7 separate regions of the Homo sapiens genome follow, and regions 1, 2, 3, 4, 6 and 7 are each linked to region 5. The links are chromatin loops, found by intact Hi-C in ENCODE. Cell type or tissue: PC-9. All regions are shown on one strand.

The links. A loop is a pair of places that touch in the nucleus more often than their neighbours do. Peaks named below come from ENCODE experiments on the same cell type or tissue, not always from the same donor. Only the 100,000 strongest peaks of a DNase experiment are listed, where the experiment ranks them.
Region 1: it touches region 5 in a loop (17-fold over the local background); 18 of 110 quality-filtered maps call a loop at or near these places.
Region 2: it touches region 5 in a loop (5-fold over the local background); 3 of 110 quality-filtered maps call a loop at or near these places.
Region 3: a loop joins it to region 5, with 10 times the contacts of the local background. A loop is called at or near these places in 88 of 110 quality-filtered maps.
Region 4: a loop joins it to region 5, with 9 times the contacts of the local background. A loop is called at or near these places in 21 of 110 quality-filtered maps.
Region 6: a loop joins it to region 5, with 9 times the contacts of the local background. A loop is called at or near these places in 22 of 110 quality-filtered maps.
Region 7: it touches region 5 in a loop (23-fold over the local background); 71 of 110 quality-filtered maps call a loop at or near these places.

What each region holds. Positions count from the first base shown.
Region 1 is chr7:90,296,650-90,300,649 of GRCh38, forward strand. It overlaps CFAP69 (cilia and flagella associated protein 69), which reads left to right. Exons shown (of 23, transcript NM_001039706.3): 16 at 1,100-1,181; 17 at 3,218-3,410. Among named protein-coding and RNA genes, the nearest start is that of FAM237B, 23 kb to the right of the region's middle. In PC-9, a CTCF peak has its summit at 1,745; no DNase peak of the experiment used is centred here.
Region 2 is chr7:90,627,828-90,631,827 of GRCh38, forward strand. All of the region lies in intron 2 of CDK14 (cyclin dependent kinase 14), which reads left to right. Among named protein-coding and RNA genes, the nearest start is that of CDK14, 34 kb to the left of the region's middle. In PC-9, CTCF peaks have their summits at 1,668 (motif pointing left) and 1,868; no DNase peak of the experiment used is centred here.
Region 3 is chr7:90,425,451-90,429,450 of GRCh38, forward strand. No RefSeq gene overlaps it. Among named protein-coding and RNA genes, the nearest start is that of CLDN12, 24 kb to the left of the region's middle. RefSeq lists a silencer at 1-219. In PC-9, CTCF peaks have their summits at 2,485 (motif pointing left) and 2,684; a DNase peak (open chromatin) is centred at 2,491.
Region 4 is chr7:90,242,759-90,246,758 of GRCh38, forward strand. It overlaps CFAP69 (cilia and flagella associated protein 69), which reads left to right and starts at 2,416. Exons shown (of 23, transcript NM_001039706.3): 1 at 2,416-2,786. The coding sequence starts at 2,667. It overlaps LOC107986819 (a long non-coding RNA gene), which reads right to left and starts at 2,373. Exons shown (of 2, transcript XR_007060423.1): 1 at 2,319-2,373; 2 at 1-1,321. It also overlaps a transcript of STEAP2 not described here. RefSeq lists an enhancer at 3,281-3,793. In PC-9, no CTCF peak of the experiment used is centred here; a DNase peak (open chromatin) is centred at 2,373; H3K4me3 peaks cover 2,254 bases.
Region 5 is chr7:90,152,825-90,156,824 of GRCh38, forward strand. It overlaps STEAP1 (STEAP family member 1), which reads left to right and starts at 1,645. Exons shown (of 5, transcript NM_012449.3): 1 at 1,645-1,719. The region is part of intron 2 of STEAP2-AS1 (STEAP2 antisense RNA 1); the gene reads right to left. RefSeq lists an enhancer at 1-401. In PC-9, CTCF peaks have their summits at 1,567 (motif pointing right) and 1,766; DNase peaks (open chromatin) are centred at 37 and 1,617; H3K4me3 peaks cover 1,141 bases.
Region 6 is chr7:90,210,160-90,214,159 of GRCh38, forward strand. STEAP2 (STEAP2 metalloreductase) reads left to right here and starts at 1,581. Exons shown (of 6, transcript NM_001244944.2): 1 at 1,581-1,886. STEAP2-AS1 (STEAP2 antisense RNA 1) reads right to left here and starts at 1,476. Exons shown (of 3, transcript NR_110029.2): 1 at 1,141-1,476. RefSeq lists a silencer at 1,684-1,743. In PC-9, CTCF peaks have their summits at 1,623 and 1,824; a DNase peak (open chromatin) is centred at 1,612; H3K4me3 peaks cover 1,670 bases; H3K27ac peaks cover 308 bases.
Region 7 is chr7:90,260,201-90,264,200 of GRCh38, forward strand. CFAP69 (cilia and flagella associated protein 69) reads left to right here. Exons shown (of 23, transcript NM_001039706.3): 4 at 1,747-1,856. Among named protein-coding and RNA genes, the nearest start is that of CFAP69, 17 kb to the left of the region's middle. In PC-9, a CTCF peak has its summit at 2,417; no DNase peak of the experiment used is centred here.

The DNA of each region.
Region 1 (4,000 bases), 140 kb after region 5:
GAGAAAATGTGCCCGAGGTGGTTGGGCTACAGCTTGGTTTTATACGTTTTGTGGAGATATAAGACATCAGTCAGTACACATAAGGTGTGCATTGGTTTGATTCGGAAAGGAAAGGCAACTCAAAGCAGGAGTTTACAGGTCAGAGGTGGATTCAGAAATTTCCTGATTGCTATCTGTTGAAATGGGTAAGTTATTATCTAAAAACTGGGGATCAATAGAAAGGAGTATCTGAGTTAAAATAAGGGATTGTTGAGACCAAGTTTCTTATTATGTGGAATAGTTGGTAAATGTCTCTTATCAGACCTTAAAAGGTGCCGGACTTAGTTAAATCTCTCCTGGATCTGGAAAATACTTGGACAGGGGAGGGGATTCGCTACAGAATGTAGATTTTCCCTAGAAGAGACAGCTTTGCAGGACCATTTAAAAATATGTCAAAGGAATATATTTTGGGGTAAAATACTTTGATTTCTTTCAGAGCCTACTGTCATGTGATGCTATACCAGAGTCAAGTTGGAATTTGGTATCTCATTGCTGTGAAGAGTCTGTTTTTTCATTCTTAAGATCTCTGTTTTAACGTTAATACTCACTGGTCAGTTGTGCCTGAATTCCAAAGGGAGGAAGTTATAATGAGGCATGTCCAACCCCTCCTTCCCATCATGGCCTGAACTAGTTTTTCAAGTTTACTTTGGAATGCCTTGGCTGAGAGAAGGGTTCGTTCAGTTGGTTGGGGGGCTTAGAATTTTATTTTTGGTTTACAGCAACAATAAATGGATATATCTTGCAAAAAAAGTTATGAGACCAGCCAGAGATGATCACTAAGAATAATTAATATCATGAAAGCAAAGGAGAATGTTTTATTTGTAGGAAAGAAATAGGCAGTTATGGAAAAGAATGGATATTGATTTTTAAAAACGTTGAAACTGAACAACGCTGGTAAAGTTTCTTCAAAGTTCTATTTTTTTAGGTAAAAACATTAGCTACTTGATTTAAGAAAATGAAGAAAACATATTCTTTGAAAATGCTTTGATAAAGATAAAGCTGTACAAATTCAGTTTAACAATAAATGTTTGTCAAATGAATAACTTTCTTTTAATTTAAGGTGCTGTATTTTGGGATGTTATCCCTCAGAGGATTATTTTCTTGAAAAGGAAGGCATTTTTCTCCTTTTGGATTTGTTAGCAGTAAGTATGGCTATAACAATCATAAGACAAAAGACAAATATGTCTATTAAAGGCCGTTTCCAAACTGAATGCCACAGAGCACAAGTCTATGAATAAATGTGCCCCAAATCATGTTCAAAGGTACGGTCTTAAACAAAATTGCTCCTAGAAATTCATAATACACAGTGTTTTAAAGGCTCTGAAAATTCCTCTGGTTGGAAAGTCATTTTACCAGTGTTTTTTCAGTGTTTTCAAATACACGGGAACAAAGAATTTGTTTTTCTTTGTACTCCATCAACCTGTTAAGAAACAGTTTGTGAAGAGCTTGACCATATGAAAACCCATAGTCATTTATTAATAACTTCTAGTTTCTTCCCCTGATATTAAAAGATAAGGGCCACGTTAGACAAGGAGCAAAGATAAGCATTTTTAAAGAACTATGTATTATTTGGAGGTAACCTGAAGAAGTCTAGTGACTCATGGACCATTGTTTTGCAGAATGAGCAGATGTGAGCAAGCTAGGCCTTCCAATAGAGACAGTGCCATCTAGCAGCTGTGAAGAATATAGCCCCTTACTAGCCTCAATTCTAACTGGAATCCATAGTCAGGATGATATGGGAGGAAACGTACAATTTTGTTTCAATAAAATTTTGAGAGAGATTCTCACACAGAGTTCTAGCCCGCTCCCTGTCCGTGATTCTATGATTGCCACTATTCTTGATTTTATTAACAGAATAACAAACCTACTTTGATTTAGCAAAAGTGCTAAAATTATTTGTGCCCCTTAACCTCCCTGAAAGTTAGTTCATTTCTCTCTTTTCGATTTCTTTACCTGTAAAACAGAGATAACAACATTATATATCTTATTGTATTGTTGGAAGGATTAAATGAGTGATTGTATGTCTGTGTGTGCATCTAAGTGTGCATGCATACATATATATTATAGATTAAATATAGTGCCTAACATGATTCCTGTATTTACTGTTATTATGAATATTATTGCTAGAATATATTTAATGCTGATTCAACCAAATTAATTGCAAATTACAGATATTATTTAATGAAGATTTTATATCAATTTCAATCTTTCACATTTGCCTGTCTCCTGAAGTAGAGAAATAAAAAAACTCATTTCCTTGAGTGTTTTGCTTAATACAACTCTGCTGAAATATAAAGTATGTAATGATAACTGCTAATAATGGTTAAATGTTAATGAGAGCTGACTATGTACCAGGGAGTCTCATATAACTCATAATAACCCTTTGCAGGTAATATTATTATCCTTTCATTTTATAAAAGGAAACTGATGATGTTCGCAATTAAAACAAAAGCTTACATATTTCCTTTGCTATATTCAAATAACAGTATACTGTAAAAGTTAATCAACAAAAAGTATTTCACATAGAAGAATTAGATTATGGAGGCCATTGCTCTGGATGGAATTTTCTATACCTAAATTTTGGTGTACTGAAAACTACTTGTAGCAAAATAAAGGAAATATGCTTTATAATAGGAGAATTTTTTTGAATCCTTAAATACTCTTTTATGGATGATGATTGCCACAAAACCAAATTACATCTTGTTTTATTTTCATATGTGATTGTCATTTGCAGTTACCATCAGTTACTCTCTTAATAACAAAGAGATTACAGTTAGTATGAATCTTTACAAGCCTTAATAAAGCATATAAATTGGAAAGATCCTGTAATTACAGTGAACTCTGTATAACACTATCGAGCTTCGCCACTTAAAATGAACATCTTCACTTATTTGTGCAAATCTTTTTCCAACTCAGCCACATCAGTCACATTTTGGTCATGATATATGTTTATAATGACTTCAGAATTATATTAAATCTTTTACTTTTTATCCTTTTAAATTTCTAATGTTTGAAAATATAGTCATTACAATGGGTGTCCATTTTAACAGGAGATTTTCCTGACTCTGAGTTTAGAAGAAACTTAATGATAATAGAAGTGTTTCTCTCTTTTTTTTTTGAAGACAATAATTCTTAATATTTATTGCAACTTTTTTCCTTTTCTGTTTCCTTGCTAAAGTTGAACCAAAAAAAATTCTGTAATCTAATACTTGGAATAATGGTTGAATTTTGTGATAATCCCAAAACTGCAGCTCATGTCAATGCTTGGCAAGGGAAGAAGGATCAGACAGCTGCTAGTCTTTTAATTAAATTGTGGAGAAAGGAGGAAAAAGAACTAGGAGTAAAACGTGATAAAAATGGGAAGATCATTGGTGAGTATATTTATAATTGTTAGTAGAAGCAATTAATGTATATATTTTAAAAGATCTTTAAATGGTATTAAGAAAGCATCAGGCCTTTCACCCCTTTGTCTAAAGTTTTTTTTTTTTTTTTACAAGGGTTTGAAAAATTTGCTATCCTAAGTGACTGGAAGAAAACTAAGTAAATTAGTAGTAGGTTCATATTTTTAGAGAATATTTTTAAGAAATGGTATTTAATTATATTCTTTTAACTAAAAAAAAAATTAAAGTAGTTCCTAAAGATGCTTCTTTGGGTTTTCTGCTTTTATAGATAGATTCAATAATATTTCATTGAGATGTAAATAGATTGCTTCAAAATAATATTTTGGTATTTTATACATTTCTGTTCATTTTTCCTTTTTCTAAATCCATTAGGCAACATGATCTGATTAATGTTTATAGAGTTTACTTTTTATATGAAAGAAGATATTGTTTCCTAAATAAAAATAGTCCAAATGTTCAAAAATTTTAATTACTAGATTCTAAATTAATGAGACTTACAGTATCATAATTTTTAGTTCATTTACATATTCCATACTGCTATATTACATTTTTTTCTTTTT
Region 2 (4,000 bases), 480 kb after region 5:
CAGCATTTAGCGAAATCCCTGGAGGGATTCTCCCACATAGGAGCCGTGCAACTCAGTTTTATGCTCCTAAAATCTACTGCAAAGCTGTGAATGCTTTTTGTTTGTGATTTGCACTTCATTTTTTTCTTCTCAATTATTATTATTTTTTGAGACAGGGTCTTGCTCTACTAGTCCAGAGTACAAGTGGTGCAATCATGGCTCACTACGGCCTTGACCTCCCAGGGTCAAGTGATCCTCCCACTTCGGCCTCCCAAGTAGTTGGGACCACAGGTGTGTGCCACTATGCATGGCAATTTTTATTTTTATTTTTGTAGAGACGGGGTTCTGCTGTGTTGCCCAAGTTGGTCTTGAACTCCTGGACTCAAGTAATCTACCTGCCTTAGCCTCCCAAAGTGTTGGGATTACAGGCGTGAGCCACCGTGCCTGGCCAGAAAGGTGATTTTTTAGGATTCTAGCTTGTTTGCTTTCCTTCCCACCCCAAGATAACTTTTGTTATAGCAGCTTGCCTGCTTTCTGTTTCATTTTTCACCCTGATTTTTCCAGGACTCCTCAATCACTTCCAAGTGTTAAAGGCCATTACTGATTCTTAAATGTAGATGGCTATGGCTGAATTTCAGCCATTGAGGGTCCATATGATCTATTCTGCCACAGTCCTTCTCAAACTTCAGTGTGGATGTGAATCACCTGGGGATCTTGTTAAGATGAAATTTGGGCCAGGCATAGTGGCTCATGCCTGTAATTCCAGTGATTGGGGAGGCTGATGTAGGAGGATCAGTAGAGGCCAGGAGTTTGAGACCAGCCTAGGCAACATAGTGAGATACCTTGTCTCTAAAAATATATATATATTTAAAAAACAACTTAGACAGGCATGGGGTTGCGTGCCTGTAGTCCCAGTTACTCAGGAGACTCAAGGCGGGAGGATCATTTGAGTCCAGATGTTGCAGGCTGCAGTGAGTTATGATCACACCCACCACTGCACTCCAGCCTTGGCGACAGAGTGAGACCCTGACCCTTAAGAAGAGAGAGAGACAGAGAGAGAGAGAGTGAGACTGATTTGATGCAGTAGGTCTGAGATGAAAGTTTGCATTTTTCACAGACTCTCAGGTAATGTTGATGACTCTGGTCCAGAGACCACGTAGAGATCTAGTATATGATAGCAAAATGCTGCTGTCTTATACCAGCCTGCAGCAAAGACATTAAAAAAAATGTAGTGAGGTTTTCCACCAAGCTAAAAGTACTTTTTTGTTTTATATATATTTTTTTAAATTCAGAGATGATTTCATTACTGCCTCTTGCTACTACGGCAATTACAAATGATAGTTATTATTAATATTTTTAAATGACCTTTCATGGCAAAATTATACAGCTGCCAACCCTACTTATGTCTCCAAGTTAATAAAAGAATTTTAGTAGTTCACAAACTCCTCAAGTCTGATGCCACCCCACCATCTAAATTAGCAGTTTATAGCTTTCCTTCATGGCATTTATAGTATTTTGTATTGACATAATTACTTGGACAGTTGTTTAATGTCACTTTCCCCACTGTGCTCTAAGCTCTTGCTCTGTATTTTTAATCACTTTGTCCCTAGTGTCTCACTAGCACTGGGTCTGGTGTCTGTCTGTCCCTAGTCAATACTTTTAGGATGCCTTTATTCAGTGGGTCTCAGTAGGAGTGGTACTGCCCTCTAATGGAGTGTTTTGGAAATTGATGGGAACTACTGGTTGTCCCAAATAATGAAGTGTGCTACTGGTGTTTGGTGGGCAGGGGTTAAAGGGTGCCAGACATTCTGTAGTGTACAGAACAGCTAACTAAGTGAATGCTTATTTGATGCCTTTTGCAAAATCTTTGAATGTCCATGTTGGAGATTCAATTGATGAAAAACCTATTTGTAATTACCTAAACCAAAAACCTAACTTGGCTGGGTGCGGTGGCTCACACCTGTAATCTCAGTCCTTTGGGAGGCCGAGGTGGGTGGATCACTTGAGGCCGGGAGTTGGAGACCAGCCTGACCAACATGGTGAAACCCCATTTCTATTAAAAATACAAAAATTAGCCAGGCGTGGTGGCGTGCGCCTGTAATCACATCTGCTTGGGAAGCTGAGGCACAAGAATCACTTAAGCCTGGGAGGCAGAGGTTGCAGTGAGCCAAGATAGCGGCCAAGATAGTGCTACTGCACTCCAGCCTGGGCAACAGAACGAGACACTGTCTCAAACAAAACAAAACAAAACAAAACAAAACAAAACAAAACAAAACAAAACACCACACACAAAACCACAAAAAACAAAACAAAAACCCAACTCCATTTAACATTTAAAGACAACTATATTTATGTATGTCCAGTTTTAATACACATACAGTCATGCATCACTAATGATGGGGGCACATTCTGAGAAATGTGTCATGAGGCAGCTTTTTTGTTGTACAGACATCATAGAGTATATTTACACACACCTAGATGGTATAGCCTATTGCACACCTAAGCTATATGGTATAGCCTATTGTTCCTGGGCTGCCTGTATAGTATGTTACTGTAGGTAGTTGTAACACAATGGTAAGTACTTGTGTATCTAAACATAGGAAAGGTATAGTTAAAATATGATAATATAATCTTATGGGACCAGAATTATATATGAAGTTTTTGTTGACTGAAATGTCATTATGCAACACATGACTGTATTCTGAAATTTTCAGAAATGCAGCTGCTGAGTACTTCAAAAGTTGTACTTTGACTTATTAGCAACATTACAAAGTAACGTCTACCATTCTGGCAAATCCCATCCTTAGTAGCAGTGATGTTTGTGGTATTTGAATTATTATGTATATAACTGCACTAATACACGTTTGTAGGAAATATGATGGTTATGTATATGTGTGTGTGTACATACAAATTTAGCCCTTATTCTAAATTATCCAATAAAAATTGTTGAGAATATTCAGGTGAATTTTTTTTACTTTTTTAAAATCCAAATTTACCCATTAAAAGTGGTTGCAAGCATCTCACTACATCATTAAATCATTTGGTGGTGTTATCTCTGAGTATTTACATCTTGGGGTGTGTATGTGTGTGTGTGTGTGTGTGTGTGTGTGTACCTAAATCACACATATGAAAGACAATAAAAGTTAATCTCTTTTATTTTCTTTTTATATTACATTTTGGACTTTATGTTGTTTTTCTTTCTCTGCATGCATACCATCTCTGTATATTACAAACACTTACTATCAAAAGGTGGTGGTACTCTGATAGGATTCAGAACCCCCCTTCTCATGGAAGCAGCATGGAATCAAGGATTTCTGCCTTCTGGTCTTGGTTTATTTCTCTAAGCTGCTCACATAACTTTTCTGAATTTGTTGGGTGATCTACATTATCACTGATAAGGTAAGTCATGATGTGATAAGTCACAGCAGATGTTTCATGAATGACTGGACATGTAGAAAATGCCTTGCTTACATGGTGACTCTTAGCCAGGGCTCCTCAGAAAGGCAGACTGTCCACCTGAGACCCACCGTTCTGCTTCACTTGCATTTTCATTTAGGGAGAGCAGACCACCTTGGAGGAAGGGATTTGGCTAATGATAAGGTATGAGGTAGAGTGGGGAAGTATGGTAGTGGTGGGGTAGTATTAATGAGTGAATAAAAGCAGAGTATGTTTTACCTTTCTGGGAAGCAGTTAAGATCCTTAGACTAGGGGCCACTATTGTAAGGATTTTTTGACAGTTCCATGTTTATCTGTTTCTTAGTGATTAACAACCAAACCCATGAAGACTTATAGACTGGGGAGACTTTTGTGTCTTGTTCAGCAGTTGGTTTGGAGTGGACCACAAAGCTCAGAGGCAAAAGAGTAGTGCACAGTGTACACAGTTGGTACTAAGAAAGGCCCTCGGGGACTGGGTTACGAGGTTTCGCAGCAGAAAGTCCCTTCAAGCACATGATTTTAGTCTGCCTAGATCTGGCTAGAATGTTGCTCATTAATTGGAGCTAGAAAGATACAGGAAGCTCAA
Region 3 (4,000 bases), 270 kb after region 5:
GTTGGCTCCACTGTGTTGGACAGCAGTTGGGGTAGGTGGAGGAGACACATTAAAAAGACCCAACCCTCAGCCCAGACTGGAACTACTGCGCTGTTCTTCTATCATGTTGAAGACACACCCTAACCTTTCAATTCTGGGACAGGAAATATGAAATGTACACATGTGAGTCATGGGCCAGGAAGAACCTTTTATATTTCATCAGTTAGCCTCCATGTCCACCCTTTGGAGATGTATGCCAGAGCTGTAAGTGTTCTGCTCCCAGGCTAGGGATGGGGGAGAGGGTACTGGGCATTTATGCCATTCTATCTTTTTAGATAAAAATTTGTTCAAAACTCAATACTCAGACTTACTTTCCTCATCTTGAAATGCCTAAGGCTAAAGAATATGTAATTTAGTTCATTTAGATAGACTAGAAAAAAATTGTATATCAAAACAAAAAATAATTCTTCATGAAAAAATAAAATAACATGTAAACCTGCTTTTAAAAATTGTAGAATGCTCCGTGGACAGAAAATATTAGGAATTGATTGGTGTCTATAAATAACATACATATATACATAATGGAATACTATTCCACCATAAAAAGGATGAAGTGTCTTTTGCAGCAATGTGGATGGAACTGGAGGTCATTATCTTAAGTGAAACAAGTCAGACACAGAAAGTCAAATCCCACATGTTCTCACTTATAAGTGGGAGCTAAATAATGTGTACACATGGATATATAGTGTGGAATAGTAGACAATAGAGACTCAGGAAGGTGAGGGAGTGGAAGGGGGTTGAATGGTGAGAAATTACTTAATGGGTACAATATACATCATTTGGGTGGTGGATACCCTAAAAGCCCTGACTTTACCACTGCAACATCTATCTGTGTAACGAAATTACACTTGTACCTCATAAATACATACAAGTAAAAAAAACCACTCTTATACATGTTACTCTGTTCATACAATTTCTTTCAAATGGAAGATATCTAAAAAACAGCTGTGTCTTCAAGTTTGGTATTCCACATCTTCATTTGCCAAGATGAGGCCTTTTCTACTCTGTTCATTGTCATTATTTTATTTTATCTCGATATAAAACTAAGTTAAGGCGCGACTATTGCTAAATGTTATCACCTAACACTATTGATTCACTTTCCTGTTTAATCTCTATCACCTACTCTTTTCTTTAAAAAAATTATTTTAGGTCAGGCGCGGTGGCTCACGCCTGTAATCCCAGCACTTTGGGAGGCCGAGGCGGGTGGATCACGAGCTCAGGAGATGGAGACCATCCCGGCTAACACGGTGAAACCCTGTCTCTACTAAAAATACAAAAAAAAATTAGCCGGGCGTGGTGGCGGGCGCCTGTAGTCCCAGCTACTCAGGAGGCTGAGGCAGGAGAATGACGTGAACCTGGGAGGCGGAGCTTGCAGTGAGCGAGATCGCGCCACTGCACTCCAGCCTGGGTGACAGAGCAAGACTCCATCTCAAAAAAAAAAAAAAAAAAAAAGATTATTATTTTATGGCCAAATACTTATTTAGCCCTACGTCTACATGCAATTCTTATATTTGGAACTTCTTAATCAGAAACTAAATGTGGATTTGGTTTGAATGCTTGTTTTAATGATTAGTTTATTATGAGTACAGGAACAAATAAGTGATATCTGTTTCCTCATCTGTTTGTGATGATTTATTTTACATTAGCATAAAGTATGCAGCTCTATGTGAGAGCATCAGGAAGCATCTGTGATGATATGGATTTTGATAAGCTAAATGTTATCTAGGGCCTTAGGTTTTCTCATGTTTTCACATTTCTCAGTAGTAAGGTCACACTGAGTTGTGTCATATTTAGCTTAAGGGACACCAGAGTGAACATAAGAGCCCAGGCTAAAGCCACCTCTTCCTAGTGCACTGTCACCCACCCTGTCCCTTTTCCTGGGCATCTGTCTTATATTTTATTCACCGTGGGCCTCGTTCTTGTTTAAAACCCAAAGAATCTTTAAAACGATTCAGCAATAGTACTTGAGGGGGTCACTCCACGCAGAGATATTTTACAGTTTAAAATGCCACTCCTATAGGGTTGGCTGAAGCCAAAGGTTTTTTAAAACTATATAGAAAAATAAAAAATAAATGCCACTTCTAAAGATTGGAAACTTTAACCTCCCCACAATGAATCTTCAGTGGTGAGATTTCAGGTGACAAACATGTTAGAGGTGAGATTCTCTGAAGCCTGAGTTCCCCCGAAAGCCCCCAGATCACACCATATGAACCTACCCAATTTTAGCGTTTTTAAGAGACTAAAGCCTCATGAAAGCATATGAAAACTCACTGAGATTTCTTTAGATATCTAAAAGGCATTTTGAAGATCATTTTGTTATGTGGCAAACTGTCCTTGTTTTAGAGTTGTGCTGGGTGGCATGTATAAGAACTACTTATTTTAAAGTGAAGGACTACATAACAAAAGTATTCCCAATTTGATTTATACACCTGGCTATAGCTTTATTTCTGTGGAACAATCATGACATCTAGTGGCTAACCTAAGTAATGCCAAGAAATGGTTTCATACGCTATTTTCCTTAGCTAAATCCACTTAAATGAGAACTTGCTATTCAAATACTGTAATAAATATCCTTGTACATTTTATATACTTAACTATATGAGATAAAGATGGAGAAGTAGAATTTCTGAGTGAAAGGATATGTGTACTTAGAATGCTGATGTTGCCAATTCACCCTCCCAAGAAGTTTGTACCAATTCGAACTTCCATATTTCTTCTCATCATCCCAACAATGAGTATTATCAAATATGTTAATTTTTGTTTTAGTCTTTATTTTTTATTTTTTATTTTTTTTGGAGACGGAGTCTCGCTCTGTCACCCAGGCTGGAGTGCAATGGTGCGATCTCGGCTCACTGCAAGCTCCGCTTCCCGGGTTCACGCCATTCTCCTGCCTTAGCCTCCCAAGTAGCTGGGACTACAGGCACCCGCCACCATGCCCAGCTAATTTTTTTGTATTTTTAGTAGAAACGGGGTTTCACCGTGTTCGGCAGGATGGTCTCGAACTCCTGACCTTGTGATTCGCCCGTCTCGGCCTCCCAAAGTGCTGGGATTACAGGCGTGAGCCACCGCGCTTGGCCAGTCTTTATTTCTTAATGAATGAGAGAGCTTATCTTTTTATGGCTCCCCCACCCCCCGCCTCTGCCCCACCATTTTTCTCCTTTCTTTCTTTGTTTTTTATTTTCTTTGGCCATTGGTATTTATTTATCAGTGAAGCGCCAACATACATATTCATCCCATTTTTTAAAGATTTACTGGTTCATAAGCATCTTGTTTGTAAAAGGTTTTTGCATATTGAAGAAATGTACTGTCATTTGCATTGAAAATATTTTTCTTAGTTTGCTTTGTGACTATTTTTTGCTTTGTAAAGTTTTTAATGTTTATATAGTCAGGTATATCAGGATTTTCCTTTTTTGTTGTTGTTGAGACAGAGCCTCACTCAGCTGTCCAGGCTGGAGTACAGTGGCATGATAATAGCTTACTGCAGCCTCAATCTCCCAGGCTTAATCAAACCTCCCACCCCAGCCTCCCAAGTAGCTGGGACTACAGGCGTGTGCCACCACACCCTGCTATTTTTTTTCTATTTTTAGTAGAGATAAGATCTCACTATGATATCCAGGCTGGTCTCGAATTCCTGGGTGCAAGTAATCCTCCTGCCTCCAAATTGCTGGAATTACAGGTGTGAGCTACTGTGTCCACTACTAGTATTTTCCTTTATAGTTTTAGTTTCATGTCATATTTAAAATGTCCATCTCCTCTGATATGGTTTGACTGTGTCCTCACCCAAAACTCACCTTGAATTGTCATCTCCACATGTCTGGGACAGAACCAGATGGAGATAACTGAATCATGGGGGTGGTTTCTCCCATACTGTTCTCATGGTAGTGAATAAGTCTCATGAAATCTGATGGTTTTATAAATGGAAGTTCCCCTGCACAAGCTGTCTTGCCTGCTGCCATGTAAG
Region 4 (4,000 bases), 90 kb after region 5:
GGCCTAAGAATGGTTCTAAAGATATCTATCAGTAGCTAGGCAGCAGAGTGGTGCAGCAGAAGCATGCTGGGCCCATAAAGATACCAATGAGTAGCTGTAGAGATGAAAGAAAAACAAAAAGAATGTGGAAGCCTAGGCAAGGGGGTTGTAAAAAGAGGAGAGGGGTCAACAGTGTAAAATACTACAGACTAGTATAACAGGATGAGAACTGAAAAATGTTAATAGACTTTGACCCCAAGTGTTGGTGATCTCACAGTTTCAGAGGGCTGAGGATGAGAAAAGCGGAAGAATGACTAGAAGTGTGGAAACAGGTGCTAGAAATGCTCACTACTCTCAACAAAACTTGGTCTCTTCGGCTAGGATTTACAATCAAATGCTGCCAGTCCTAATCTAGTGTTACCATTTTTCTTTTAGGGCCAGAAATATTCAACGTCTGAGGCAGAAGGAACCTTCAAAATCACTTATCAACCTCATTCTAGAAATGAGGAGAGAAGCTCTGAGAAGTGAAGTAATATTTATTTTCATTGAATTTATATGTAATTTTAAATTCATAAATTCTATGGAAGATACAAAAATGCACGTTTAAATCTTGAATAATTTTTGAAAGTTTAAAAAACAGATTAAAAGAGTTAGAGTTTTTTAAATTTTCAGTTATGGTGTTTGAGTTATTAAATTATACTGATGATCATCATGAGAAGCTTTCCATTATAGTCTTGACCCTTCTTGTATTATTATTCAGTCTACAATGGATAGGCAACAACATGTCAACTGAAAAATCATAAGATCTATAAATTTAGAAAGGAGACTTTGTTTCTTATAATGAGTTACAACCTGCAGGCTGGCCATTCTGCAGGCTGGGAAGCCCAGGCTCCCACAGAGACAGTCAACAGGCACTTTGAAGGAGGTGGGGTTGGAGCAGAAGCTTTATGCTGAATGAGTTGGCTAAACAGACATATTCAACAGATTGTAAGAAGAGCTGTGAATCTTCACTAAGAGGGGTGCTGAATAAACATGCATGTGACATGCATCCCATGCTCACTGTGGAGTGGAAACTTAACATTTAAATGCATTACAGTCCCTATACATCAAAAGGAGAAGCAGAGACATGAATGTACTAGTGCTCAGTCTCTGTAAACCTGCCAGAACCAGTCCATAGTGGGTGGTCTTTTATCAGGGGAAAGTTACTGAATCGGTCCCTTGTCCAATCAAACCTGCAGTTATGACTTGTGGAACAGGAGGGTCTTGTTAGTCAACATCTGGCCATGGATGAGCTGCAATTATTTCAATATTGCTTATGTCGAGGGCAGTTCTTATTTAACAGCTAGAGAAAAATAAAAACATTGCAGCAGTTAAAACAAAGGTTATTCTTTAAGTGTAGGTGTGAGTGACTTAACTCTTGCCTGGCATGGCCTTAGGTCTTGCTTATAATTTGTTATTGCCACAGAGTCCATTCTGTTAGCCTTCTGATCTCCATTTTAACATTAATGCTGGTCAGTTGTTGAGTCTAAGCCCTCAAAGGGAGGGGGAGCCGAGCTTGGTGGCATGTGCACCTGTACTCCCAGCTATTCCCGAGGCTGAAGCGGGAGGATCGTTTGAGCCAGAGGTTGGAGGTTGCAGAGCTACGATCCTGCCACTGCACTCCAGCCTGGGGGACACAGTGAGACCCTGTCTCAAAAAACCAGGGGTGAGGGGGACGTGAAAAGGGAGGAGGTAGGGGGGTATAGCGAGGCGTGTCCGTCCTTCCGTCCCGTCAGGGCGAGGAATTCAGCTTTTAAGGTTTATCGGGGGTCCTCTTGGCCAAAAGGGGGTCCGTTCAGTCGGTTGTGGGGCTTAGGATTTAATTTTTAGTTCTCAAACAGTAATAAAGATAATGATAATCTTGACCATACGGGATGCTGTGCCAAGCACCACTTAACAAACACTGTCATCTCATTCAATCCTCACAACAGTCCTATTTTACAGATGAGAAAAGTGAGACTTCAAGGGATAACTCGCTCTAGATTCAATAAACTGACTCAAAAGCCTTTTAACATTCTGTACAATACCTTTTATGTTTGTTTATTTAACTGTCCAGTTGGGCCACTAAAGTACAGATAAAAGCTGGGGAATGTAAGCGAGACTGGTCACTTCCCTGGGGTGAGAGAAACGCTTTCAACACTATCCGTCCATCGTATCACGCCTAACGTATCCCATAGACATCCCTCACCCCTCCACCCACTCATGCCTGTTTGAAGCAAGACTATGAAGACCGAAACACACCGGGAGCCTAAGGCACCACTCCCCGCTACCTACCGAGGTGCATCCTGCAGGCTCCTTACCGCAAGCCTGCAAACTCGCCCTGCCGGGCGCGGAGTGCAATTAGGCTTTGGGGTGGTTTGGCTCTCCGGCTTTCCGTAGCCTCTGGCCCCGCCCCCTAGCAACGCGCTGGCTTGTGTTAACAACCGGCCCGGGATCAGAGGTCTGGGTCAACTGGGGGGCGGCAGCGGCGCTAAGCGGACTGTATGGCGGTGGCCTAGGCCCCTGGCGGAATTTTGGGACCTTTCGCGACTCTAGCGACTCTCAGGCTGCCTTCCCTTCTCGGTGGCGGGGCCTCTTTGGGCCCAGCGGCTGCGGGCGCACTGTAGGACAGGAAGATCCCCCCACTCTCCACCCCGCCGCCACCGGCCATGTGGACAGAGGAAGCCGGGGCGACCGCCGAGGCCCAGGAATCCGGCATCAGGAACAAGTCTAGCAGTTCCAGTCAAATCCCGGTGGTTGGGGTGGTGACGGAGGACGATGAGGCGCAGGTATGAGCAGGTGTCTGTGCTTTCAGAGGTGGAGGGGGTGGGAGTGAAGTCTCGAGACGGGGTCCAGACCTGGGGGTGGCAAGGGTGGAACTGGGGACAGGAGTGAAGATGGGGGAAGCCGCGGGATGGAGATTCCAAGCGCAGAGCTAATCCTGATCCCCCACCCCCTGCGAACTGCACCGGTTGCGAGGGGCTGGCTGTTGTCAACCATCCTGTCTGGGGACCAGCGCTGTGTGGTCCTCCTGGAGGGTCCTAGCAAACTGAGTAGGCGGGGTTTTGCCGCGCTTCTTCGAAAAGTGGTCATAGAGCTACAGGGAGGAAAGGAATCATTCTTAGCAAAATCTTGATTTGATGACCTGATCAGTTTGAACTGAACTTTTTAATACGTAGATCCCTGTTACCGAGTGATGTTCTTGATATAGATGTAAATTTTCCCATGCTTAAATTTGCTGCGACTAAAGCCTGCACCCAGAGGGGAGGAAAACGCTGTTAAATTAGAAATTAAGCATTTTTAAAATATGAAATTGGAAGCTGGTTGTTACACGTTGGGTCGGAGAGAACCGGGAGAGAATAGAGTTGATTTGTTTTATTATGCTTGTACTGTATTTGGTTTTGGGTTTGCTTTTGTTATGAATACAAAATTCACTCTTGGAAGTTGATCTGTTGAGAAATTCCATTTGAGGCCCTTGGATCTCTATTCGAGGCGGAGGTGTTTAGAAACCCCAAGTTGTTTGTTTCCTACTAGGATTCCATTGATCCCCCAGAGAGCCCTGATCGTGCCTTAAAAGCCGCGAATTCCTGGAGGAACCCTGTCCTGCCTCACACTAATGGTGTGGGGCCACTGTGGGAATTCCTGTTGAGGCTTCTCAAATCTCAGGCTGCGTCAGGAACCCTGTCTCTTGCGTTCACATCCTGGAGCCTTGGAGAGTTCCTTGGGAGTGGTCAGTTGACTGGGGAATAGAGTTGAGCTCTCTGAGGTCTGACATTTACGCAGTAACCTGCGGAGCAACAGCATTTTGCATGAGGAGAAATAGGTGTTAGGGGAATTTGCCTAATCGATTTTGTGGACCTATTCCCCTCTGGGCGGGGAGAATTTTGAGGAACAATAGCTCTCCACTCCCTGGGCTGCAAGAAAGATCAACAATACAGCCATACTCCCAGGCAAGGGGCAAAACTGAAAAGTATGTGAATTTGATAACTGATGGCTCTCAGTC
Region 5 (4,000 bases):
ACGGTAATTTAAGCTTCAAAGGGCTTTAAACTAATCCAAGGAAAGTCAGTGACTACAGAAAATACTTATATTAAAACATGCTTTGTTAAACGGATGCTTGAAGGCGGCATGCTAGTTAAGAGTCATCACCACTCCCTAATCTCAAGTACTCAGGGACACAAACACTGCGGAAGGCCGCAGGGTCCTCTGCCTAGGAAAACCAGAGAACTTTGTTCACTTGTTTATCTGCTGACCTTCCCTCCACTATTGTCCTATGACCCTGCCAAATCCCCCTCTGCGAGAAACACCCAAGAATGATCAATAAAAAAAAATAATAATAATTAAAAAAAAAAAAGTAAAAAAAAAAAAAAAAAAAAAAAAAAAACATGAACAGTCTTCGGTGCCCTAGCAGTGAATAAAAAACAATCATGGAAAATGTGGTTGCGCGTTTATTTTCCTTTGTGTTTTCTACTCAGCTTAGTCCTGAGAATGTTGTATACCAAATCCCCAGAATTTTGCAATTCATGTCTCAGACCCTATCTTGAGGCTGGTTCCAACGGAGAGAAGTAAATCCCCTGCTCAAGTTGTCTTTTTCTAAAACCTTGGAATATTAACAGTTAACTTTACTTTAGGTTTGGAATACTTCATTGAGCTAGGATATGGGAAGCTGCACTTAAAAGCTAAGGCAAGGAAGGGAGGGACGGAGTAAACATGGGGTTTAAGGGTTTTTTTTTCGGCTGGGGAGCAGGGTTTGTGCGATTAAAGGTACACAATTTGAACAATTCAGGGAGCAAGTCACTCTCAGAAATTCAGCTTCGGATTCCTCAAACTGTCAATCACAGCCACTTCAGGACCGGCTGTTAGGTTTTAAATAAGGTGGCTGGGCGCGGTGGCTCACGCCTGTAATCTCAGCACTTTGGGAGGCCGAGGCGGGTGGATCACGAGGTCAGGAATTCAGGACCAGCCTGGCCAAGATGGTGAAATCCCCGTCTCTGCTGAAAATACAAAAATTAGCCGGGCACAGTGGCAGGCGCCTGTAATCCCAGCTACTCGGGAGGCTGAGGCAGGAGAATCGCTTGAACCCGGGGCTGGAGGTTGCAGTGAGCCAAGATCGCGCCACCGCACTCCAGCCTGGGCAACAGACTGAGACTCCGTCTCAAAAAAAATAAAAATAAAATAAAAATAAATAAGCTAACGTGTGGGAGGGTTTGTAAGCTCTAAACGGTCTATCTCAAAGTGTGATCTGGGAATGCTTCCATATCTCATGGGAACTTGTTACAAATGAGAATCTCAGACCCCATCCCAGACATACTGAACCGGAAACTGTGGGCGGACAGCCCAACAATCGGTGTTTTAATAAGCCCCCGGGTAATCTTATACACGCTAAAGTCTGAGAACCACTGCTCTAGAGAAATGCACAAACGTTCCTTAGTGGAGATTAAACAAAAGGCGAGGGGTTGGAGGGCGCGAAACGGACCTCAGGTGCAGGGCAGACGGCATTTGAGAGGAAACTGGGAGAGGCCGGAGTGCGACTTGGGGAGTCTTAGCCTCCAAGGACGTTCCGGAACCCTGCGGACGCGGGGCGCCAGCAGGTGGCGCTGGACGCGCAACGGACAAGGAGGCGGGGCCTGCAGCTGGCTTGGAGGCTCCGCGCTCTGGAGGCTCAGGCGCCGCGTGGGGCCCGCACCTCTGGGCAGCAGCGGCAGCCGAGACTCACGGTCAAGCTAAGGCGAAGAGTGGGTGAGTCCCTTGAATCGTTCTCACTGGCCGTTTGCTCCTCGAGTCCGCCCGCGTGTCCCTGCAAGGCTGGGCGCCCGCTCCCAGTCTTGGGAGGGGTGTAGCGGGTCGCAAGCCTTCTCGTGACCTGGACAGCGGCCCTCCTGGGCGAGCGCTGCTCAATTCTCCGCTTATGCGCGGCTCTGGGGCGCGCTGCCTTCCAGCCCAGCTGGGTTGTGGCCGGGCCGGGGGTTGGGGAGAGCCAGGGACTCACAGGAAGCCTTTTCGCTAGGGGCTTAAGGTTGTGGTAGATTATTAAGTTTGTGCTCAGGTTGGATTTTGATGGCAAGTTTTTTAACGTGGCAAAGTTGCCAGAGTTTGCTGTGCATTGACGAATGACTGGTGCACAGTACTTAAAATCGTGCTACTTCTCGTCTTCGGGTTTCCTGGTAACAGAGGTTTTCATTTTTAGTCCTTAGAACACTGGCCCTACTCTTTCAGGATCTGGGTGGGGTTCAGGTTCCCTCCAAAATAGTCAATCAAGGCTTTAAATATGTAATTCTGGTCAAATCCACTGGAAGGTGTTTGTAGACATAAATTTTTTGTACACTTCCAAATTTCTTACTTTGTTACTTTTGTAAAATACATTTCCCTCCACATCCTGACGTGTAATAAAAGGTTATTCATTTAACATGAATGTTAAGCACAGAGGGAAAGCAATGCTTAAAAACAGCCCAGTGAAAAAAAAAAACAAAAAACTCGACTTCACTTAGTTAAATGTAAAACAAGTGTGCACTTGAAAGTATAAAAGGTTGGAAATGCAATGCAACCCACAGTGTATTCCAGGCATTGGGTTTCTTCATATTCTCAACTGCGGGACATAAACATGAGTAAGTTGGGCTGTGCCAACATTTAGGAACACCAGGGCAGCCATCCTGGTACAGCAAAACAGCAGTCGCATTAGAAATATGCTTCACTTTTTTTAAAAGGGGGTGAAAGAGAACTTTGGGTCGAATTCTGGAGTTCCTAACATTTTAACACCAGGTTGTTTTCTGTTATTTTTCTTTTTATGAAAAGATTTTACTGTAGAACTTAAATTTCATTTTGGTTAATGTCTGATGGAAACCAACAAATTTATTTGACTCATAGTTTATTTTCCTGGCTTATGGGCATAGAGTTGACTGTGGGCCACACAGTCAACAAGCTTCCTCACTGTCATGGGCTTTTCCTTGGCTTTGCTCTTGAGTGTGGTCTCCTTACCATGCAGACAAATGGCTGGGTAACTCTCCAGGGCCACTCTGGTTTTCCACCCAGACTCCGTTTGTAGTGGCCATCAGTCAGCAAACACTGCCAACCTGCTAGCTACCCCAGGACTGGGTCTAGAAGACAGCGCTGAGCCTTTTCCTCTACTTCCCTTCCCATGCCACCATCTGCCTGTAAAACTTTATCCTCCTCTAGGATACATCGCTCTACCATGCAGTTGAAATGCCTGCCTTCTCTCCTAGACCTCAAGGTTTTTCAGAGCAGAGGCTTTATCTCATTTAACTTTGCATTCCTCCTGCCTTACATTGTTGTTCACAATATAGTTAATGAATTCATATTGAATAAATGTAGGTGGATTTGTTAGCATCCTTACGATACTGCAACCCTCAAAGTTAAAAGATCTTCTAAACATAGTGAATTATTTCTTACATTTGATTATAGTAGGTGACACTTCCATTCCTAGCACCTCCCTCCCCCACCCCACAAACTATTATGTTGGTGATATGGTTTGGAGCTGTGTCTCTCCCTCAGATCTCATGTTGAAATGTAACCCCCAGTGAGGGAGCTGGGGTCTGGTGGGAGGTGATTGGACCATGGGAGCAGTTTCTCATGGTTTAACACCATCCCCCCTTGGTGCTGTTGTCACGTTAGTGCAGGGGTACCCAACCCCGTGGCCGCAGACTGGTATCAGTCAGTGTCCTTTTAGGAACTGGGCTGCACAGCAGGAGGGGAGTGGCAGGCCAGCGAGCATTACTGCCTGAGCTCCACCTCCTGTCAGATGAACAGTGGCATTAGATTCTCCTAAGTGCATGAACCCTATTGCAAACTGCACATGCAAGGGATCTAGGTTGTGTGCTCCTTATGAGAATCTAACTATTGCCTGATGATCTGAGGTGGAACAGTTTCACCTCAAAACCCTATCCCCCTTCCCCTACTTGGAAAAATTGTCTTCCACGAAACCAGTCCCTGGTGCCAAAAAGGTTGGGGACCACTGCGATAATGTAAGACGCCTGCTCCCACTTCACCTTCCGCCATGACTATA
Region 6 (4,000 bases), 57 kb after region 5:
ATCTATTTTCTCAATAGTCAAAGCCCATGTTAAGAGAGCTTTTAAACATATTTAAAATATATGGCTTACCTACATGTTTTACATGATAATTTATGGTTATAGAAGTTAGAAAGTGCAATTTCTTTTAATATCCCCGTGGGGAAGTTATATAATTCTATAGTTTTTTAAAATATATGGAAAAGCAATATACTTTCCGTTAACTGCTAAGATTCATGAATTTTCTCCACAAGTTCTCCAGAGGAACTACTAGAAAAAACTCCACGAATCTCATTATTTGACAGTTTTGTTGAAGTGAAATTATTAAAATTGATATTAGATTTAATGACTTGTTTCCAGTAACCAAAATGGAAAGTATTCTACCAGCTGTCGATGGTTCCACACCCTGACACATCGTTAAAACCTTAGCTTCTGCCTAAACTTTAAACCTTAATAATATTTGGCGGTAGGGGAGGGGTTACATTTCAAGTCAAACAAAGGATGTATTTCCAAAGCAGCATTTACAAAGGTTAATCTGTGTATGGACTACAAAGGGGAAAGTGCAGTGCCCCAGTGATCGATCTAAGACCCCCCTCTCGTTGTTGTTGTTGTTGGGTTTTTTTGGTCTGGTTAATAAACCACCTAGAGGGATAATTTTTAAACTTAATTTGTTGAAATGGTACTTTACTAATGTATGAAAAAAATTTCCCCAAATTTGAGAATTTTTGGTAAGTTGATTTTATATTTGGGAATAAAGATCTCTTGCTTCTTCTACTGACACCTTCTACACAAAAGATAAAAGGTACTTTTACTTGGTAATCCGCAGGGAGAAAATTTACAGAAACCCAGAGCCAAAGGTGCTCTCAGGGGATCCCCTGAAACATTCAAAGCCATTGCGGCCCCAGAAGGTAAATGGCTTTCGCAGGAACACAGGTCTCCTGACTCACGGCCTAACCTTCCTTTCCCCCACACCAAAGCTCGCGCGGCACCAGCTAGAGTGAAGGTCAAAGTCAACAGAATAATCTCTGCAGTCCAGGGTCTGTGAGGGTCCTCCTATCCGAGGGAGTTTTCATGAAAGGGCATTTCCGAACATTTTATTCCAAGGACACAGTCTAGTCAAAAGACGTTTGGGATAGGGTAAACATGAGGCAAAAGAACACTTACAAAAGAAAAAAGCGCAGTTTCTTGGAGGCTTGTCAGAAGCTAAGACTGGGGAGATGAGAACCAGGGCCCTTGGCGAGAGTTGGGGTGGGAATCGCGTAAGAAAAGCAATTTCTAGAGCGGAAAGGTGACCCCACATTACAAAAAGAAATGGAGTAGAAAAATAGGCTTGACTATTCTAAAGCTGCTTCAGAAAGAATCTCCGGAAGACCACGGAGGAACCCCGCAGGGGAGCCAGGCGGATACTCAGCCGCTCGCGGTAGAAGGGCGCGCAAAGCTGCGGAGCCGCGTGTGTGGAGCTCCCCAGTGCACTCACTGCTGGCTCCCCCTCGGTGCTCTGGGCCCTTCCCAGCTCCCTCCACACAGCCCGGCTCCCTTCACACACCCCCGCCCCCTCCGAGCTCCCCGACTCCTCCCCGCGCTCCACGGCTCTTCCCGACTCCAGTCAGCGTTCCTCGGGCCCTCGGCGCCACGAGCTGTCCGGGCACGCAGCCCCTAGCGGCGCGTCGCTGCCAAGCCGGCCTCCGCGCGCCTCCCTCCTTCCTTCTCCCCTGGCTGTTCGCGATCCAGCTTGGGTAGGCGGGGAAGCAGCTGGAGTGCGACCGCCGCGGCAGCCACCCTGCAACCGCCAGTCGGAGGTGCAGTCCGTAGGCCCTGGCCCCCGGGTGGGCCCTTGGGGAGTCGGCGCCGCTCCCGGGGAGCTGCAAGGCTCGCCCCTGCCCGGCGTGGAGGGCGCGGGGGGCGCGGAGGTGAGCGGGTCGGGGAGGAGCGCGAAAGAAGGTAGCGGCGGCGGAGTTGAGGGTCAAGATGCAGTCTGCGCCACGCGCTGCATCCATCCTCCCCGATTCTGCGCCCTCACCGGGCGTCCGCCCTGAGCTGCGGGGTCCCTCATCTCCTGGCACCTTAAGGTGGAAAGTGAGAAGGGTGGAGAAGGGTGTCTGTTCCACTGATTCCCCCTCCTCCTCCTCTTGGTTCCTAGAGCTAAGGGCAAGTCCTGAGGTTGGGCCCAGGAGAAAGAAGGCAAGGAGACATTGTCCCAGGTAGGATGTGTCCCAGCAGGAAAGGACAGGCAGGTTACTTTCGCCCCCTTGATAGTCTCCCTGCTACTTTGGGTTGATGCAGGGCATTTCATGGAAGATCATGCAGTGCTGCTTTGCGAACAGGTATTTCTAGCAGTCATTTGGTTTATTTCCCAGTAATGTAATCGTGGTGTTTAGGCCATTTCTGTTAGAAAGTAATTGGCCTCTTCTTTGACTGTCCTAAATTATCTTTGAACCCTGTGTTCAGCCTCAGCCAAAACTTGTTGAAAATTATGCCCTAAAAATCTTGCTCTTAAAATAGAGCAGAGAGATAAAGAGCATTTTTGTTGGAAGATTTCCATTTATTATCTCTCCCACCCCGTGGAGAAGGATTGGTGTCAGTTTTTACTCCTCGGGCAGTTAGTTTTTTAGATGGAAAGACAGTCCAGGCCATAGTTAATTATCGCTCATCAGTATAGGAGAAAAAGAATTCAGACTCCTGCCCCACCCCCACCCCCACCCCCAACCTCCTGACTTAGATTCTGGTCCTTTTAACAGCCCCGCTGCTTGGAACCCTTTTTGTTTTCTAAACCACCTCCCCATCCTTCCTTTTCTCCACTTTATTATTTCTTCATTTTATTGATCTGTTTATTTTTTCTTTCTTTAACCCTATAATTTTTTTACTCCGATTCTCTCTTGGTTGCTTCAAAGCTTAGAGGCTATTTAATGGAAAAGCAAAACAAAACAAAACAAAACACCCGTCCTAAATAATTTGCAGGATGTTTAGAAACATAAAGAGTAACTATGTGTGCTGCCATTGGGATGGCTGCACTCTCTGCCTCTTAGCTAGTCACTCTGTCAGGGTATGGGGAAATGAGACAATATTGAGAATGACAACTTGAGCAAATTGTGCAGTAAGGAAATGAAAAGCTTTATCCAAGTCACTTTTTATTGTACTGGTGCTATGGAAAATGTGGTGAATGAACATAGTTGTATTTTAGTACTGAAAAAACAGGACAGGTGAAGACAAATTTTTAAAGAAAGGATTGTAAATGAGTTAGAAAAGTGAGAAAGAAGATACACCAAAAATGTGAAAGAGTAAGACTGCAGGCGTGATAAAGGACATAGGACATCAGGAGATGTATTTATCCCTGCTGGGCCAGAAACCAGGACATTGAGGTAACTGAGACATTAACATAACAATAACATTGATAAATCACCTACCCCTTAAGGGCCCACATGTGTTTTCAGCAAAAAGAGAAATCTGATCTAGAGAATTATTACATGTCTTTTTGTCCTGAATTTTTTTGATGTATTCCATAACAAAGAATTTTTATTGCATCCTTAGTTACACTGCCAGCCAATGTGGAGGCAGTGATCACGGACAAGACAAACATGGTTCTTCCCTCGTGCAGTTTATTGTCCAATGGGGGAAATAGTAAACAGTAAAGAAACAATTATATAAAATATTACAAAATAAATTTAACAAGGGCTGAGTGAATTATTCTGCTATAGAGATGGAACAGTATATGGAAAGCTCCCAAGGTACATAAAGTGGTTGTTGTTTTCTCTTTCTAGAAGAGAATGCTGTGGGTGGACAATATACAGATAAGGTTAGAGAGGGGAAGCGGGGACTAACTCATTCAGGACCTTTTACGTGATAGTCAGGAAGATGGCTGTAGTTCTAAGTACAAGGAGCACCGATTTTAAGGAGAGACATTTTATGACGATTTACATTTTAAGATGATTTTAGCTGCTGTGGAGATGTTTGGAAAGGGTCAAAAGAGAAAGTAGGCTGACCCATTAGGAAATGTTTGCAGAGTTCAGGTGAGATGATAGACACC
Region 7 (4,000 bases), 110 kb after region 5:
TGATCTTGAACAGTTGTCTGACTTGGTCTAAAGAAGTTATCAAGCCCGTGCATTGTGGCTCATGCCTGTAATCTCAGCACCCTAGGAGTCTGAGGCAGGAGGATCATTTGAGGCCAGGAGTTTGAAACCAGCCTGGGCAACATAGCAAGACCCCATCTCTAAAAAAAAAAATAGCCATGTATGGCGATGCACACCTGTAGTTTTATCTTCTCCAGAGGCTGAGGCTGAGGTGGAAGGGTCGTTTGAGCCCAGAAATTCGAGGCTGCAGTGAGCTATGTTTGTGCCACTGTACTCCAACCTGGGTATGGGTGACTGAGTGAGATCCTGTCTCTAAAAAAAAGAAAAAAAGAAAAGTTATCAAGCTCTAATATTAGCTCATTCCAGTTCAAAACCTCTTAAGACTTCCATTCAGGAAAATGTTTCTTATAATTTAATCTAAATCTTTTATTATGTTTTAGCCTTGGTTTTATTTGGACCTGTTCCATCTTAGGGCTTGTGTATATCAAGCCCTATTTACTGGTAGCTGAAAATGTCTACTAGCAGGGATTTCTTTTCCTATTTTAACCTGACATCTCAACACCTCCATTTTTTTTTTCTTCATGTTAAACCGTTGGTGGCAATTGGCTCTATTTCTAAATCCCTCTCATAGGCTGGCTATAGAAGTTGTAAAACTTAGCAAAGTTAGAGAAGTATCTTGGTCACTTCTCTAGGAAGTTAACAGAGCTTTCTATTTCCAGTGTACCCTGCTCTCCCATCTTTTCCTAAAAGGTCCTAGAAAAAGGCTAGGAGTAATAAGATTCAACCAAGAAGTGTAAGTCACATCTACCATAATTTCTTAGCTGTAAAACAAAATCAATGAAATGTGTTTATGTGCCAATAGGATTTTTTTTTTTTTTTGAGACAGAATCTCACTGTGTCACTCAGGCTGCAGTGCAATGGCATGATCTCAGCTCACTGCAATCTCCGCCTCCCGGCTTCAAGCGATTCTCCTGCCTCAGCCTCCTGAATAGCTGGGATTACAGGCACCACCACGCCCAGCGAATTTTGTATTTTTAGTAGAGACGGGGTTTTACCATGTTGGTCAGGCTGGTCTCGAACTCCTGACCTCGTGATCCACCTGCCTCGGACTCCCAAAGTGCTGGGATTACAGGCGTGAGCCAGCAGGATTTTTAAATAGATAAAATAAAAGATGCTTTTATCTGAATATCTAGAAAGTCCATATTTTGCTTTCATATTAGTTTCAGATAAAATCCTAACCAATTTAAGCCTTAAACACAGGAAAATGCATCTCAGTTTAATATTAATAAAATAGTGGAGTAAAGTAATGTTTAGGTTGCTTATTCTGAGACAGCATATGTTTGTGTGGGCAGGGGTAGGGGGTGAAGATGAAGGGTATAATTGAGCCTAATCAGTAAGTTAATGTTTTCAATGTGCTATTACTCATTGCCAGTGGGAAGTTATTGATCAACTGAATCTGTGTTGTAGCAGTTGGTAATCCAATTCTAAAGTTGTGAGAGGAAAAAAATTTTGAGTAGGCATTTACTGAGGCAAAAATGAAATGGTTTTTTTAAAAATATGGTTCTAAATTTCCTTTTTTAGACTTCAAAATAAGAATAATTAAAACAGTATCTACCACATTTGGCAAAATAGTTGGAATTCTATAGACTTTCTTCACAGAAATACTATAAAGAATATGTTAATAAAGATATTAATCTGAATTTTATTTCTTAACTAAAAATATTAAAGCCATTAAGGGATTTAGCACAGATATTTAAAATTCTGAATCTGTGTTCAGGAAAAATAAAAAACCAGCCTCGTTTTATAGAATCTGCATATGATATCATAAAACTGTGTGGGTAAGTTATCTTTCTTTAACTTTATTTTGTAGTAACATGGAGTATTTTATTATGTTTCTTATATCACAAACATACTATGCATTATAGTGTAGCAGATTGCTACAGAACTCAGAAAACTTCAGTTCATCACTTGATTCCAGCAGTTGGCATTTCAGGTAATCAGTTTGCTGTGGTCTGAGATTGCTAGCCACAAGAGATTAAATTCTAAGTATATTGAAATGCTTTCTTGTAATTAGTTACTCTGAAGTAAATGCTAAATATTAGATGTAACCAAGGAATTATAGTATTTTCAGAAAATCTTTGAGTGAACTTATGGATATGCTTATAATTTCAGTCTAGTTTTTTTCTCTGTCTTTAGAAAATTTGAGTCTCAAAGATATATTAGGTTATATATGTCATGTTTTATTTGATTTTTGAAATTTGAGTGAAGAATAAAAATCACCAATTACATTTGATATATATTTTAAAAATGTAAGTTAGAGATAAGAATTGTAAAATTAACATGTCTTATTCTTTCTACTGTTGGTTCTCTAACAAGTTCTGGGAACTGAGTATATGGTGCTTCCTTGGTGCCACATAGTGGCTAATCTAGGTATATATTAAAATATCCATTTTTAGTTGCTAAATGTAATGTAGTAGGGAGGAATAAACCTTTTGGACAATTTTACCTTCTGAACCTTTCTACCAATTTAACTTTTTAGATAGCAATTATTTATTTTAATATACAAATAATATATAAATAATAGAAAGGTTTAGTAGAATTATGCATACATGATAGGTTCTAACTCTCACTTTTAGATTTACTAGCAATATTTAATATGTAACCACTTAAATTTGTATTTTCTGATATCTGAATAAAATAACCAAAATAATATATTGAATGCCTATACCATGCCTTGCTTTTTAATAGACAGGTACAATGGAAAATAAATGGTTGCTCTGGTGTTTTCAAGGAACAAATTGGAAATTATTATTATATTGACATACGATTATATAATGTAAAACTTTTAAATCTCAAGGCTTTGCAAATCCTAGAATGCCAAGTTTATAAGAATTGCTTTCAACATCTATGCTCCTACAGAGCTCTGCACAAAGTTCATTGTCTATGAAAACTTGTGACTGAATGTTTAATTGTATAATATGATAAATCCTTTTTAGCTGCAGTCTTCATTTTCCCTCATATTTCATAATTATTCACATTGTTAATTTTTTCTACTTTTCTAATTTCAGCTTATGTCTAGATAACTTCTCTATGCCTCACCCTCACTTGTTTCTCTTTTCAAGACATTTTTGGAAGATAAAAACAATAAAAATAGAATAATAATGTCAAGCCTTTCCGTTTTGGCCTCCAAGTAGTATGGTTTTCTCATGGCATTAGAAGTATAATGCTAATTTTTTCATAAACTTTTTGGTTGAAAACTCTTCTGATGCTTTATCTTATAGATTGTGTCCTTTGCTAGAAAAGGAAAAAGTTTGGGAACAAAAAGTACTAGTTTTAGAGTCCTTCACTTTAGAGATCCAAAAAGCAGCTGGATAACAAATATAATACATTATTTGTTTCAAATGACAAATTCTGACAAACACTAGAAATGAACTTCTGTGGCATTTATAAAATTGTCCTTTTTGTAGCTTGCTCTTCAGATATCTTTAAATTCAAATTGGCCTGTATATTGCTATTGATACATCCTCATGTGATAGTTCTCAATACCATTTTCAACTACTTCTTTAATTTTTCTTGAAAAATATGAATTGGCCAAGCGCGGTGGCTCATACCTGTTAATCCCAGCACTTTGGGAGGCCGAGGCAGGCAGATCACGAGGTCAGGAGATGGAGACCATCCTGGATAACACGGTGAAACCCCATCTCTATTAAAAATGCAAAAAAAATAGCTGGGCGTGGTGGCAGGCACCTGTAGTCCCAGCTACTCGGGAGGCTGAGGCAGGAGAATGGCGTGAACCCAGAAGGCAGAGTTTGCAGTGAGCTGAGATCGTGCCACTGCACTCCAGCCTGGGCGACAGAGCAAGACTCCATCTCGAAAAAAAAAAAAAATATATATATATATATATATATATATATATATATATATATATATATGAATTAAAAGTCCTGTCTCTATAGGATATATTGTACTTTAAATAGTACAG